Linked DNA regions of Homo sapiens: region 1 is linked to region 2. A link is a loop called in an ENCODE intact Hi-C map of the cell type or tissue named here. Cell type or tissue: psoas muscle. All regions are shown on one strand.

What was found. A loop is a pair of places that touch in the nucleus more often than their neighbours do. Peaks named below come from ENCODE experiments on the same cell type or tissue, not always from the same donor. Only the 100,000 strongest peaks of a DNase experiment are listed, where the experiment ranks them.
Region 1: it touches region 2 in a loop (2.5-fold over the local background); 5 of 110 quality-filtered maps call a loop at or near these places.

The regions. Positions count from the first base shown.
Region 1 is chr16:21,029,163-21,037,162 of GRCh38, forward strand. DNAH3 (dynein axonemal heavy chain 3) reads right to left here. Exons shown (of 62, transcript NM_001347886.2): 35 at 7,552-7,686; 36 at 4,812-4,923; 37 at 1,883-2,124. Among named protein-coding and RNA genes, the nearest start is that of DNAH3, 120 kb to the right of the region's middle. In psoas muscle, no CTCF peak of the experiment used is centred here; a DNase peak (open chromatin) is centred at 4,739; H3K4me3 peaks cover 660 bases.
Region 2 is chr16:21,080,097-21,088,096 of GRCh38, forward strand. It overlaps DNAH3 (dynein axonemal heavy chain 3), which reads right to left. Exons shown (of 62, transcript NM_001347886.2): 19 at 6,753-6,964; 20 at 1,540-1,631. Among named protein-coding and RNA genes, the nearest start is that of DNAH3, 67 kb to the right of the region's middle. In psoas muscle, a CTCF peak has its summit at 3,908 (motif pointing left); a DNase peak (open chromatin) is centred at 3,885.

The DNA.
Region 1 (8,000 bases), 51 kb before region 2:
GTTTATATAATATAGTCCATATCATGTAATAAAACATTTCCATTTTTGAATATTATATAATCAAAATTATGCACATGCTATAATTAGTGGATGTGTATAATTTGGATAATTAGCCCTTTCGTTGTTGAGCATGACTCACTCTTAGTCTTGTGACATTTAAACACAGTTAGAAAATATATTTTGATTTGATAATGATGTATATCCAGTGAAGGAATTCTTCCTTGAGATGATGATAAATTTTATTTTAAACAGTTATATAGCACTTGCTATATGCCAGGCACCATCAGAAGAGGTGTATAAATAGTAACTTATCTAATCTTCGTAACAGTATAAGGTAGACGCTATCGTCCCTACTTTACAGATGATGAAGTTGGGGCATCAAGAGACTAAATAGCTTGTCTGAGGTTACATAGCTGGAAAGTGGCAAGGCCAGGATTTGAACCCAGGCTCTCTGGCTCCAGAGTCCAAGCTCTTTTAGCCACCATACATACTGTGGCGCCATACTTACTGTGTTATCACTCTACTCTACTTATTTTTCCAAAGATTGGTGGTATTTTTGCAAAGATTGCTATATTTTCCAAAGGTCCTGGCATCAGTTTGGACTCCTAACTCTACTATTGAGCTGTGTTGTGTTGGGCAAGTTACATAAATTCCATCCCATATGCCCCCACTTTTTTTTTGAGACAAGGTCTTTCTCTGTTGCTCAGCTTGGAGCACAGTGGCACAATGAAGGCTCACAGTAGCCATGACTTCCAGACTCAAGGGATCCTCACACCTCAGCCTCCTGAGTAGCAGGACTACACGCACTTACCACCATGCCCAGTTAATTAAAACAAATTTTTTTTTTGTAGAGATGGCTCACTGTGTTGCTCAAACTGGTCTTGAACTCCTGGGCTCAAGCAATCCTCCTGTCTCAGCCTCTAGAAGTGTTAGGATTACACGTGTGAGCCTATAGGGCCCAGCCCATATGCACTTTTGCAATGTGACCTGTCTGCCTCCATCAAGAGGTGAAGTCTATTTTTCCACTTCCTGGTCAGGCCTTGTGAGTTCCTTGACCAACAGAATGCAGAGAAAGTAATGCTTATCAGTTTCAAGCATAGCTCTTAATATCTTGGAAACTTCCACTTCCTGACTCTTGGAAATCACCCACCACATAGGAAGCGCCACTACCAAGACACCACCAAGTGAAAAGCCCAAGCCATGTGAAGTGGCCTGGAAGAGGAGGTATTATTTTTAGAGAGAAAGAAAAAGAGAGAGAGAAAGATGGGCCAAATATGATTGTGCCACCAGGCATTGAGTGAAGACGCCATCTTGAATGCGGATTTTCTAGCCTGAGCTGCCCCAGCTGACATCAAAAGAGAGACCAACTGGCCAGCTGAGCCCTTTCAAAATTCCCAGCCCACAAAATCATGAGGAAAAGAAATGGTTGTTTTAAGCCGTTAAGTATTAGGGTAGTTTGTTATATAGCAATAAGTAACCAAAACATATCCCGCAGGTACTATGTGCAATCTCATTTAAGTATCAACAACCTCATTTTATTACTACCTTTCTACAAATGAGAAAACTGAGATTCAGAGAAGTGATGTGACTTGCTCAGTACAACACAGCTCAGTTGCAGGGCTAGGAGTCCAAACTGATGCCAGCACTAAGGCTCACTATTCAACGTGGTCTCTAAACATGCTTAGCTTACCAACTACAAGTACAAACAGAGCATAATTCATGAATTGATTACTATAATCCTCCTGTGGGGCATTTATTCTTAATGTATACAGAATACATACATAATAAATGTATGTCTCTATATAGTTTTGATCAATCACTTACTTCAATAAAAGAGTTTATGTCTCACTCATGGAAAAGTCATATCAGGGTCAATACTTACCTTTTTATTGTCATCCAGAACAGTGTTCATATTTTCAATCCAAATAGCATCCACTGGCCCATCAAATATAATCCACTTGCGATCATCAGAGAGTGAAGACGCTTGCTCCCGGAAAGCATTGGCAAGGACACCATCCATCCACTCGTGGCTCACTTGGTCAAAGCACCCATACAGCTGCCCCATCGTGATAGCCTTGGGGTTGATGATCTTGTACTCCACAGCAAACTCCTCCATCTGATTGGCTGGGCAAGAAGGTTCAACACCAGTTATAAAGGCTCTGGTGAGACCAGAAGGTTAAACAAGAGATGATGTCATCTCAACAACCAATCAACTTTTATAAATATGCCATATGAGGGAAGTCCTTCTTATAAAACATGTGCTCAGTTTTTATAGAGATTGGGATCTGGGGCCAGGAGCTGTAGTAGCTCACACCCATAATCCCAATACTCAGGGAGGCCAGGATGGGAGGATCACTTGAACCTGGGAAATGGAGGCTGCAGTGAGCTATGATTGTGCCACCACACTTCAGCCTGAGCAACAGAATGAAGCCGTCTCTCAAAAAAAAAAAAAAGACTGACTGAGACATCTGGATAGGCAATGCCTTACATTATTGGGTTATTATAGCCTTTGATTTCTCACCATACTTTCTTCCAATCCTCTTTTCAAATAGGGCAAATGTGCCAGTCAGATCCAGGACTACTTGCTGGGCACAGTGGCTCACGCCTGTAATCCCAGCACTTTGGGAGGCCAAGGCAGGTGGATCACTAGAGGCCAGGAGTTTGAGACCAGCCTGGCCAATATGGTGAAACCCTGTCTCCACTAAAAATGCAAAAATTAGCTGGGCGTGGTGGCGCATGCCTGTAAACCCAGCCATTCGCCACTTGGGAAGCTGAGGCAGGAGAAACACTTGGACCTGGGAGGTGGAGGTTGCAGTAAGCTGAGGCCATGCCACTGCACTCCAGCCTGGGCGACAGAGTAAGACTCTGTCTCGAAAAAAAAAAAAATCCAGGACTAAAGAAATCTGACTGCCCTCACAGAACTCAAGCAGGAAGGGAGAGTGACGCCTATTATCAGCCCTCTATGTACCTGCTCTCACAGCCACCCTAAGAACCTTGGCTTTTCAAACTCAAACAGGCTGAAGGAAGAAATTAAAAATGAAAAGAACAGATCAGAACCTTGGCTTTGATTTGAAATGAGGAAACGGGAAACAGCTGACAGGTAAAAAGGTTCTGAAAAATGATGGTTACTTTTCTGTCTCTGAAGGGCTAGTTTGGCCCCGAAATCGTTCTTGACTGCTCAGTGAGTGTCATTTGTTCCCAAGAAATACACGCTGGAGTATTAAAACTCAATTGGAACGTACAGGCTGATGGATGGCACAGCATATGTATTTAATAACAAAAAAAAATCACAATGCTTTTATGGAATCCTTCAAAGTAGGGAAAAGTTGAAGTGCTTGAGTCATGAACTAAATAAAGAACCACCTCTGGGCCAGGTGTTGTGGCTCATGCCTGTAATCTCAGCACTTTGGGAGGCTGAGGCAGGAGGATTGCTTGAGCTCAGGAGTTCGAGACCAGCCTGCGCAATATGGCAAAACCCCATCTCTACAAAAAATACAAAAATTAGGCGGGCATGGTGGTGCATGCCTATGATCCCAGCTACCCGGGAGCCTGAGATAGGAGGATTGCTTGAGCCCAGGAGGCAGAGGTTGCAGTGAGCCGAGACTGTGCCACTGCACTATCTCTAAAAACCATTAAAAATAATTAAATAAATAAAAAAGAACTACTCTGCAGCATCCTGAGGCAAACACAGTGGTAGCCTCCTTTTTCTTCACTCAGTTTCTTAAGGTATATTAAAATGGTATATTAAAGGTATATTTCTTTAAGGTATATTAAAATGCTAAAAATATTTTATATTTTATTATATTCTATTATTTTATTTTGAGACTGGATCTCACTCACCCAGGCTGCAATTGCAGTGCAGTGCGCAATCATAGCTCACTGCAGCCACAAACTCCTGAGCTGAAGTGATCCGCCCGCCTTGGCCCCTCAAAATGCCGGGATTATGGGTGTGAGCCCCTGTTCCCTGCCTCAAAATTTGTATCTAAATTTGAGATGCCCAAATTAGTTATTAAGGCTAGGATAACCCCCAAAACATAACCTCAAAAACCCAATCATCAAATGTTATTAGAAAAAAAATTTTAAATGAAAAACTTGAAGCAATGCATGCACGAAAAGGAAATGCTTTTATGAAACTATAGGTTTGTGTTTTATAAAAACAAAACAAAACAGACACACACACGAAAAAACCCACAACTGTTTCTCTGGCAGGAAACATAGTTTCCATTTGTTGCGTAGGCACTGTGCTCAGTTATTTACCTGCATGCTGTTACTTAATTCTCATAACAATCCCATTTTACAGCTGGGAAAACAGAGGATAACACAGGTTTAGTCATTTGCCCAAGTCTGAGTCTGATTCAAAAGCAGGAGCTCCTATCCTTGACTTTAAAAGGAAGGAAAGAAGAAAAGAAGGGAAGGAGGGAGGGAAAAAACTAAAGGGAAGGGAACAGGAAAAGAAGAGAATAGAAGCAAAGAAGCAAAACCATGCAGTGATTTGCTTTTAGACTAATTTTAAGGCCAATGACAAGAGTTTCTCTTTCACTGGGGGACCTTTGGAGAAACCACTGCTCAGCATTTGAGACAATTCCTCCAGGCCTTAATGATATGCACATGAAATCCCTTGTTATTATAGAAGCACCCCGCCCCCAACCCTTTATTTTCTGCTTGCAGACATCTGTGTGCCATGTTCTATTTCTAGCTCTGACGTCACGATCGAGGCCTGACAAGACTAGCAGCCTGGCATTATCTCCATGGAGCCAGCCAACTGAGCGAGGAGTTCTGTCCTCCCTGGAAGCCAGGGATGTGAGCTTTACCTGCGTGTAAATCGCCGAGAGCTGCAGCCAACACTTTATAAGCAGAGGTCTTGCCGCCCATGGGGTCTCCTACAATCATATAGCCATGTCTCACCAGCATCATTTCGTAGATCTGGGAGGAGACATCATTCATAAAAGAAGCTAATCATTGCAACGCTCCCCCATTGTGAGTTAGTCAGAAGTCAATGAGGAATGAGGGGTCAGAAGAGGATTCTCACAGTTGCTTCTACCTCTGGAGAACTTCGGTTCTTTTCATGGTCTATTGTTTACATATCTTTCAGACGAAAAAATATATGTGTGTGTCTCAGATTATTTAAGGGATGGGAACTACCATTTGCTCTGTACTTGTCTATGTGTTAAGAATCAACTGATAACCCAAATTATTTAATCTACTCCAATATCATTGACCACCTTTTACAAAGGGTAAGACTGAGCCCAAGAGAGGTTAAATACTTGCCCAAGTTCATCAGTGATGGAGCCAGAATTTGCAGACAGGGCTATTTGACTTTAACGCCTCTAATATTTTCATGACACTATTGCCATTTATTTTTAAAGAGAAAAAGAAAATGGCGGTCATTTTAGCAAATTGTGTTTCTCCTGGAAACTTTCTTTCTTGAGATCTAACTGCTTTGGTCATTTGCATTTATGTGAATTTTATGGTTTAAACAAATTTGCTCCTTTAGACTGTGACTCCCTCAGAGAAAGGGAACACAAGCAGCTTTGTATTTTAAAGATTAAGTTCTTATTATTTTTCACCTTGGAGGTGAGTAATAAGAAGCATCTAAATGAAGGTAGTGACAACGGGAGTGGTAGAGAAAGGAACACATGTAATTCAGCAAATATTTTTTGAGCATCTACTATGTGCCAGACACTGTTCTGGGTGCTGTAGACAGAGCAGAGAACAAAACAAACAAATCCCTAACCATTAAGTAGGGTTGACATTCAGGTAGGTTTGAAAGCTACTGTTTGAAAGTTACAGAGCAGAGAACAATACAAAATCCCTAACCATTAAGTAGGGTTGACATTCAGGTGGTTTGAAAGCTTGACTGTGCATCAGAAATAAGAGAGGAAGGCTGGGCTGGGTAGCTCACACCTGTAATCCCAGCACTTTGGGAGGTCAAGGTGGGGGGATCATTTGAGGTCAGGAGTTTGAGACCAGCCTGGCCAACATGGTGAAATCCCATGTCTACTAAAAATACAAAAATTAGCCGGGCATAGTGGCACATGCCTGTAATCCCAGCTACTCGAGAGGCTGAGGCAGCAGAATCGCTTGAGCCTGGGAGGTGGAGGTTGCAGTGAGCTGAGATCACGTCACTGCACTCCAGCCTGGGTAATGGAGGGAGACTGTTTAAAATAAAAAACGAATAAGAGAGGAAAACATTAAAGATTCAATAGCCTCTCACATTCTTCCTCACATTGAGACATCAATAAGTAAAAGGGCAGGTAGCTCCAGAACCCTTGTTTTTGAAAATATTACCTTGTTTTTGTAAATTGGTACTAAGCTACATGAAAGTTCATCTGTAGATCCGCAAATTACTTTGAAATATATCAAAAAGTAAGATGGATGGATGGACGGATGGATAAAAAATAAAACAAATAGTATAAAATATTAATTGTAAAATCTGGGTGGTGAGTACATGAATGTTCTGCGTACGTTTCGTTCAATTTTTCTGCATGTTTAAAATTTTTCATAATAAAATATTGAAAATTAAAGTTCATGCCTAGTTAAAGAATGGTCCTTCTGCAAAATCTCAATCATAAATTGGGGTTCAAAATTGGGTTAAATGAGTTGTGTCAAAAATTAGCTCACTTGCTAATACAGTAGGAAAAAGAATGATTGTTTTTACCACAAGGCAGTGTGATCTCAGAATCTGGAGACCTGGGTCCTAACTTCACTTGTAACTCACATTGTGACTTTGGGAAATGATGATGCCAATGGTGCTGCTGATGATGACGGAGATGGTGGAGTTGATAATGATATAGTATCAGGTACTATGTGTAGCACTTTACACACCTCTTCTCTCAAAATGACTCCATTTTACAGAGGACTGAGGATAAAAGAGGTGAACTAATTTGCCTAAAATCTCACAGCAAAAAATGATGGGATTTGGGAGGCTGAGGTGGGTGGATCACCTGAGGTCAGGAGTTTGAGACCAGTCTGGGTAACATGGTGAAACCCCATCCCTACAAAAAGTACAAAAATTAGCTGGGGGGTGGCGGCACGCACCTGTAATGTCAGCTACCCAGGAGGCTGAGGCAGGAGAATCGCTGGAACCTGGGAGGCAGAGGTTGCAGTGAGCCAAGATTGCACCACTGCACTCCAGCCTGGGCAACAGAGCAAGACTGCATCTCAAAAACAAACAAACAAACAAACAAACACAAAAACTGATGGAGTAAGTAAGTGGGTTTTTTGGTTTTGGTTGTTTGTTTTACCTCCATTTCTTTCTTCTTTTTTTTAAGAGTCAGGGTCTCACTCTGTCACCCAGGCTGGAATGCAGTGGTATGATCATAGCCCACTGCAGCCTCGAACTCCTGGGCTCAAACGATCCTCCCACCTCAGCCTCTCAAGTAGCTGGGACTACAGGCATAGGCCATTACGCCCAGCTAATGTTTTACTTGCATTTCTACACAGGCACCTCTGATTGCTGTCACTTCAGTTCCAATCTCCTATAAGACTTTACTGTTTGCTGACTTCAGCAAACAGTAAAACAGGCACATTTATATGGGCTAAGGAACCAACCTGGATAATTTTCCCTATAAACCAAGGTACTGGCTGGAGTTTCATCTTTTTGATGTTATCATTCAGCACTTTCAGAAAAACTTCATAGTCTGGCTTTGGAAGAACAACTCCAGGAAATAAATCAGATATAATTCCCTGTTAAAAAGAATTTAAAAGAAAGTGGAAAGGATAAAGTATCAGATATATGACCTCAACATTTTCCTAAAATGAGATGTATCAACAACAGAGATCTTTGAAAAATTCCAGACCTTATTTTTCTTGCACCAAAACTTTTCTACAATTACAAATGAAAATGCTATTTATAAAACATAATTTCTGGCTAGGCCAGAATCCCTGTGTAATCCCTGCACTTTGGGTGACCGAGGTGGGTGGATCACCTGAGTTCAGGAGTTCGAGACCAGCCTGGCCAACATGGTGAAAACCCGTCTCTACTAAAAATACAAAATTCA
Region 2 (8,000 bases):
GGCCAGCCTGGCCAATGTGGTGAAACCCCGTCTCTACCAAAAATACAAAAATTAGCCAGGCATGGTGGCGGGCACCTGTAACCCCAGCTACTCGGGAAGCTGAGGCAGGAGAATCACTTGAACCTGGGAGGAGGAGGTTGCAGTGAGCCGAGATTGTGCCATTGCACTCTGGCCTGGGTGACAAAGTGAGACTCCGTCTCCAAAATAAAATAAGATAAAATAAAATAAAGTTTCTAGTAGCCACATTTTAAAAATATTAAAAGACACAGGTGAAATTAGTTCCAATAATGTATTTGACTCAATATATCCAAAATATTATCATTTCAATACTAATCAGTATTAAAAATTGTTAGGTATTTTGCATTCTTTTTTCTTGTAGTATGTCTTCGAAATCCAGCCTGTATTTTATACTTACAGCACATCTAATTCAGACTAGCTGCACTGTAGGGGCTCAATGGCCACATGTGGCCAGTGGATGCTGCTTTGGACAGTGCTGACCTGAAGGATTTGTTAAAATGCAGACTGCAGGGCCCATCTGCAGAATTTGATTATGTGGGTTGGGTGGGGCCTGAAAACGTGCATTCTAGCTAGTTCCTAGCTGACGCTGATGCAGCAGATCTGGGTGCCACACTCACCTAACAGGGTCTCCAGTCCAGGCAATGCAACATCTCCCCACCCATCGCCCTGAAGGAAGTGTGAAAAAGCAAGTAGGGTCCTGAGAAGCTCTGTTCTAGAGGTAGCATCCAAATGGTAAAATTCTCACACACAAACTCCAGGGGAATTTGGAGAAGGGAAGAAAGCAAGAGAAAAGACTTCTTTTTTTTTCTTTTTTTTAAATTAAGATGGAGTCTCACACTGTCACCCAGGCTGTAGTGCAATGGCGCTATCTTGGCTCACTGCAACCTCCACCTCCTGGGTTCGAGCGATCCTCTGGCCTTAGCTTCCTGAGTAGCTGGGACTACAGGCATGTGCCACCATGCCTGGCTAGCTTTTGTATTTTTAGTAGAAACGGGGGTTTCACTATGTTGGCCAGGCTGGTCTTGAACTCCTGACCTCAAGTGGTCCGCCTGCCTCGGCCCCCCAGAGTGCTGAAATTACAGGCATGAGCCACTGTGCCCAGGCGAGAAGAGACTTCTTATTGGACCAGGTTTCACACAATCTTAAAGCTCAGAGACGGTTGTTGCTTTGTTTGTTTAAAGAAGAGGAAACCGAGGCACAGAAAGGCTGAATGGTTTTGCCCCCAATCACTGAGAGCTGGGCTTGAAGCTCAGGTTCAAAGAACATTAAAAAAAAAAAAAACCCTTTGAAATAAAATCCATGACTCAATTTTCTAGTCACAACCCATCAGCAGCTCTGCAGCTAAAAAACAGAAGCTTCACCAATACGAGTTGGTAGCTGCAGGTAATTAAATAGCCTTAAGCCACCCTACGCCACAAGGAAAAAAAAACAAACAGCCCGATATGGAGCCAATCAGATCACTGTGGGAACTTACAGATCCTTTGACCAAAACCTTATCTGAAGGAGGGGATAAGCCCTTACTTTTCAACGAATTTGCCGAATCCAAATTCGAGCATATTTGAGAGGCAGGTCGTTTCGGTGGGCTTTATCTCATAGCCAACAATCTCACTGATCTGCAAAGAAAAGAGGAAAGCAAATGTTTGTTGTCCGAGGCAGTGCTGTCCAGTAGAACCTTCTGTGATGATGGAGATGTTCTTTTTATCTGCACTGCTCAGCATAACAGCCACGAGTGGCAGGTGGCTGTTGAGCACCAGAGATGTGGCTAGTGTGACTGAGGAATTTATTTTTAAATTAAATTAAAAAAATTTTTTGAGACAGTCTCACTCTGTCTCCCAGGCAACACAGTGCCATCATAGCTCACTGCTGCTTTGACCTCCCAGGCCCAAGCAATCCTCCCACATCAGCCTCCCCAGTAGCTGGGGCCACAGGCACACACCACCTTGCCTGGCTAATTTTTAAATTTATTGTAGAGATAGGGTCTTGCTGTGTTGCTCAAAGTGGTCTCAAACTCCTGGCCTCAAGCGATCCTCCCACCATAGCCTCCCAAAGTAGTCACATTACAGGAGTGAGCCGCCACACCCAGCTAATTTTAATTAGACAGGGTCCTGCTTTGTTGCCCAGGCTGAAGTGCAGTGGTGTGATCATGACTCACTGCAGCCTTGACCTCCCAGGCTCAAGTGGTCCTCCTCCCTCGACCTCCTGAGCAGCTGGGACCACTGGCATACAACACCATGCCTGGCTAACCTTTTTCTTTTTAAAAATTTTTTTGTAGAGATGGGGTCTCGCTATGTTTTCCACGCTGGTCTTGAACTCCTATACTCAAGCAATCCTCGCACCTTGATCTCCCAAAAATGCTGGGATTACAGGTGTGAGCCATCATGCCCAGTCCCTTTTACTTTGTAAAATGTGGCTACTAGAAACTTTAAAATTATTGGCTGGGTGCAGTGGCTTACTCCTGTAATCCCAGCACTTTGGGAGGCTGAGGCGGGCGGATCACTTGAGGTCAGGTGTTCAAGACCAGCCTGTCAAACAGGTGAAACCCTGTCTCTACTAAAAATACAAAAATTAGCTGGGCACGGTGGCAGGTGCCTGCAATCCCAGCTACTTGGGAGGCTGAGGCAAAAGAACAGCTTGAACCGGGAGGTGGAGGCAGGAATCAGCCGAGATCGCACCACTGCACTCCAGCCTGGGCAACAGAGTGAGACTCCATCTCAAAAAAAAAAAAAAATTAACACAAATGGCTCACGTTATATTTGTACTAGTCACAGAGGGCCAGTTTTGGCATCTATCAGTGCAGTTTCTCCCTAAGATCAAATGTTACCTTGTTCCATCTTGCTTTTTTTTTAACAGTTAAATTTTTATTATTTTTTAAATTTTTATTATTTTTTAAATTTTTCTTTTTCCATACTTTTTTTTTTTTGAGAGAGAGTCTCGCTCTGTCACCCAGGCTGGAGTGCCATGGCGCAATCTCGGCTCACTGCAACCTCTGTCTCCTGGGTCCAATGATTTTCCTGCCTCAGCCTCCCAAGTAGTTGGGATTACAGGCGCATGGCACCACGCCCGGCTAATTTTTGTATTTTTAGTAGAAATGGGGTTTCGCCATGTTGGCCAGACTGCTCTCGAACTCCTGACCTCAGGTGATTTGTCTGCCTCGGCCTCCCAAAGTGTTGGGATTACAGGCGTGAGCCACTGCACCTGGCCAGACCAGGAGATTTTTTTATAATGACTCAGAAAGCACAAAAGCAAGGAACCCAGAAGTAGTTACCGTTGAAATAACGGTCTTGGAAGACCAAGAGTGTTATAGGCACATGATGAAAAAATAACCAAAATAACACTAATTGCAAATAGGACATCAGAAATGCACCTTAGTGTAGTGATCCAAAAAGCCTTTTAGATTTGTGGCTTCCATTTCGTTTGAAACCACAGTAGCAACCCCTTTGCTGTTATCTATAAAGTCTGTGCCCCAAACGTAAGGCTCTAACTTTTTCTACCTACGTTCTGTAAATGACCAGAACCCCCAGCACAGCCATGGCCTTGCTTCAGAAGATCCAGCTTCTAGACTTGAGTGCTACAGATGGCTCATCCTTCAGATCCCCCTGCCAGAGCTAGCATCTGTGGCAGTGGATCTCCTAAGTTAGGCATCAGGGCAGAGAATGACATCCCCAGGCCTGGGGCTGTCCCCAGGGCGGCCTGTGGTGTGACCTACATACACTGCAGGGAGGAATGGGCTCTGCCTAGGGGCAGTCCGGAGAGTATCTAGGGGCCTTTGTCCTTTCTGAACTTGCCTCTTAACTGCTCAGCCCACTGGGCTTCCATTTAGGGGCTCACTCCTTGGGAGCCACTGTCCTAGGGCTGTGCTCCCCGGCCCTCTCTCACTGTGGTTTACTGCCCCCTACTGCCCGCTCCCTTCCTCTGACCGGACCTTTTTTGCCTTTTTGACTTTTCCAGGCTGAGTCAAACAGTGTAGAAAAATTCCAATCCCCTTTCCCACCACCAACTAGCCATCTGACAATTCATCTCTCCAAGTCTCAGTTTTCCAATCCGTGAAATGGAGATAATAATAATCTCCACTTCAAAGGCCTGTTTTAAGGGTGAAATGTGAGAATCCAAATAAAGTATACAACACAGTACCCAGCACCATAGCTGGTACTCAGTACATTTTCAATATCATCATTATTATTATGGTTAGAATTTTTTTACTTTATTTATTTATTTATTTATTTATTGAGACAGGGTCTTTCTCTGTTGCCCAGGCTAGACTGCAGTGGCGCAATCACAGCTCACTGCAGCCTCAACCTCCCAGGCTCAAGTGATGCTCCCACCTTAGCTTCCCTAGCAGCTGGGACTACAGGCATGTGCCACCACGCCCGGCTAATTTTTTTGTATTTCTTGATGGGGTTTTGCAGTGTTGGCCCGGGCTGGTTCTCAGACTCCTGGGCTCAAGCGATCCACTTGCCTCGGCCTCTCAAAGTCCTGGGATTATAGGCGTGAGCCACGGCACCTGACTGGGATTTTTTAAATTTAAATTAATTAATTTTTTAAATAGATGGGTCACACTATGTTGCCCAGGTTGGCCTCAAGCTCCTGGCCTCAAGTGATCCTCCTGTCTCGGCCTCCTAAAGTGCTGAGATTAGTGGTGTGAGCTACCTCGCTTGGCCTGGTTGGGATTTTCTGAGTGCCCACATACAAGAATAGCATCATAGAGGAAGCACCAGGTGGAGCAGATGGCTTTCCCGGCCCCGCGGCATGTTCTCCAAATGCCATCGACAAGGACACTCTTGATAGTGCCATCTCATAGAGAAACCTGGCACTACCAGAGGCCACCTGTCCCACCTAAGCTCCCTAACCCCCCCATCCCCCCGATGCAGGTCAAAGTCCTAGTTAGGCTGGGTCCGTAGAGAGAGGCACCCCGTGAGCACCAGCTGACAGCAACTCCTCCTCTGCGGATCCCTCTGCTGGGGCGTTTCAAAACCAGAAGTCATGGCCAGGCACTGTGGCTCACGCCTGTAATCCCAGCACTTTAGGAGGCCAAGGCAGGAGGATCACTTGAGGCCAGGAATTTGAGACCAGCCTGGGCAACATAGTAAGACCCCCCCCATCTCTATTTTAAAAATCAATTAATTAAAATTACAATTAAAAAATATCCCAGCCAGGCACGGTGGCTCATGCCTATAATCCCAGAACTTTGGGAGGTTGAGGCGGGTGGATCACTTGAGGTCAGGAGTTCAAGACCAGCCTGGCCAACATGGTGAAACCCCATCTCTACTAAAAATACAAAAATTAGCAGGGCATGGTGGCACGTGCCTGCAATCCCAGCTACTCAGGAGACTGAGGCAGGAGAACTGCTTGAATGTAGTGAGCCGAGATCATGTCACTGCACTCCAGCCTGGGTGACACAGTGAGATTCCACCTCAAAAAAAAAAAAAAAAAAAAAGAAAAACAGAGGTCTACTCAGACAGCCTATCTCTTGTCTATACATCACCCCATCCTTTGGTTAGGTCTCCAGTTCAAGACTTTTTGGGAAACTGAAAGTAGCTTCTCCCTACAAAAAGACCCTGACTCTCTCATGTATTAAGAGAGTCTTCCTCTCTCTTCCTAGGGAGAACAAAGTGCTCCTTGTCACTGTGTTGTCATTGGGTCCTTTCAGAGAGAATTTCCTCAGTCTTATACGTGGCTTTTTTGTCCCCCCGTTACCCAGGCTGGAGTGCAGTGACACGATCATGGCTCAATGCAGCCTTGACATCCTTGGCCCAAGCAATCCTCCCACCTCAGCCTCCCAAGTTACTGGACCACAAATGTGCACCACTACACCTAGCTAATATTAATTAATTAATTAGGGAGAGATGGGGGTCTCACTATGTTGCCCAGGCTGGGCTCAAACTATCCTCCTGCCTCAGCTTCTCAAAGTGTTAGGATTATGGTCTTGAGCCACCGTGCCTGGTCTTGAATGTGGTTCTGAGAGGGGGAATTACAGGCCAAGTCAGAGAAGAATCTTCCCAAAGAAAGCCATTTTCACTTCTAATTCCATACAGAGCGACTCCTGGTAAAGGATGTTTCAAGGCCATTGCTAGCCCTTGGAAGTGACAATTATTTTAGAAACACAGTGAGTTTTCTTTTTTCTGCTTAGTGTTCACACCACACTTATCACCCTCACACTTGGTTCCTTATAAAAATCCCAGCTATTTTTAAGGAGAATATTTATTTTTCTAATTTGTAGGCCCAAAGGGCTGAAAGAGGAGTGCAAAGTTATTTCTGAACCTGTTTGACAATAAAATGCCACACCAAAGTCATCCTAAGTGGGAATCATCTGGTATTATTAGCAACCCCCAGGGAGAGATGTGACTTTCTTTTTTGTGTATCCTAGGTCAAGGAGCAAATCAAGGTCCTCTCACTGTATTGAACATCCCTGTTGCACCTTGGAGGCTCTTGGCCTCCAAAAGCCCATCTGCTTAGGAAGCAGGAAGGAGACCCTTTGTGGTCATTGGCTCGAACAACACTCAACGAACCACGACCAATGGGGGTTCCAAGGAAAGGGCCAACCTGTCCAGGGGGCAGGGAGTTCATTCTCTTCCTTCAGAAGTCTTGCCACTCTCATTTGCTATCCCTTTGCCCTTAAATAGAGTCTCCTTTCGGAAAGGAGAAGCTTGACCTAGTAATGTTTCCTGCCTTCCCAAGGACAGTCAGGGCCAGGCCTGGGCTGCGCTGCTTGGGGGCGGGCAGTGATTGATAGAAACCTGCTGCCAGTGTCGGTCTTTCATTCCTGGGTTGCAGGAAATACTGAGGATGGGAATGTACTGCTTGAACTTATCGATCTTGATCTTCACATTCTCTGCTAAGCGCCTGGGTGCAGGCACATCAGACAAGGTCTTGATCAGTTTATACGTTGTCCTCCACATATTCCCTATCTCCTCCGCAATTTGCTCAGCATTCAGTAAGAAGAGGGGTCCTGAAATAGAAGAGTGAGGGAAAGGTCAGACCATCATGTGGATGTTAGTCATGCGTACCTTTAATTCCCTGAACTTAGAGCTGTGCCTCCTGTCGTTTGGAGATTGGAACACATACAGGCTTTGAGGATCTGAAACCTGCACTTAGCCAGTGGAACCTTAGATATGATACAGGACTTTTCTAAGCCTCAACAGTAACTCCTGTGACACAGGGGTAATAATGGATACCCTGGAAGGTGATTGTGGAAATTCAGTGAGATAATATACAGTGGCTAACATAATGCCTGGCATATAATGGATGTACAATTAGCATATCAATAGCTTTTTGTTTTGTTTTGTTTTTGACCAGTTGCAATGGCTTACACTTGTAATCCCAGCATTTGGGGAGGCCAAGGTGGGAGGACTGCTTGAGCCTAGCAGTTTGAGACCAGCCTGGGCAACATAGTGAGACCCCATCTCTACAAAAAATGAGAAGAAAAAGAAAAAAGAAAAAAATTGTTATTATTGGTTTTAGAATCTGCTATAGTAGTAATTAAAAGTGCTTCACAAAAGCCATGAAATATTAACCATCGGGGAAAGGTGAATGGAGATATGAGAGGGAGGCTGAGGCAGGCAGATTGTTTGAGGTCAGGAATTCAAGACCAGCTTGTGCAACATGGTTAAACCTCATTTCCACTGAAAATGCAAAAAATTAGCCAGGCATGGTGGCATGCTCTGTAGTCCCAGCTATTTGGGAGGCTGGGGTGGGAGGATCACTTGAGCCTAGGAGGTGGAGGTTGCAGTGAGCCAGGATAGTGCCACTGCCCTCCAGCCTGGACAACAGAGTGAGACTCTGTCAAAAAATATATGTATTTTAAAAGCAAAAAGTAACACCTCATTGTTTAAACTTACTCCAAAACACTAATTTCCTTCCCCTTCCTTTATTTTGCTAAGAACCTTTAGCATTTGGGTTTCACATCCAGCCAAGACCTTTCCATGCTGCTGCCCCTGCTTGGATATTTCAAATTGGTATTAACTCTTGCTATGTGATGTTGCTAA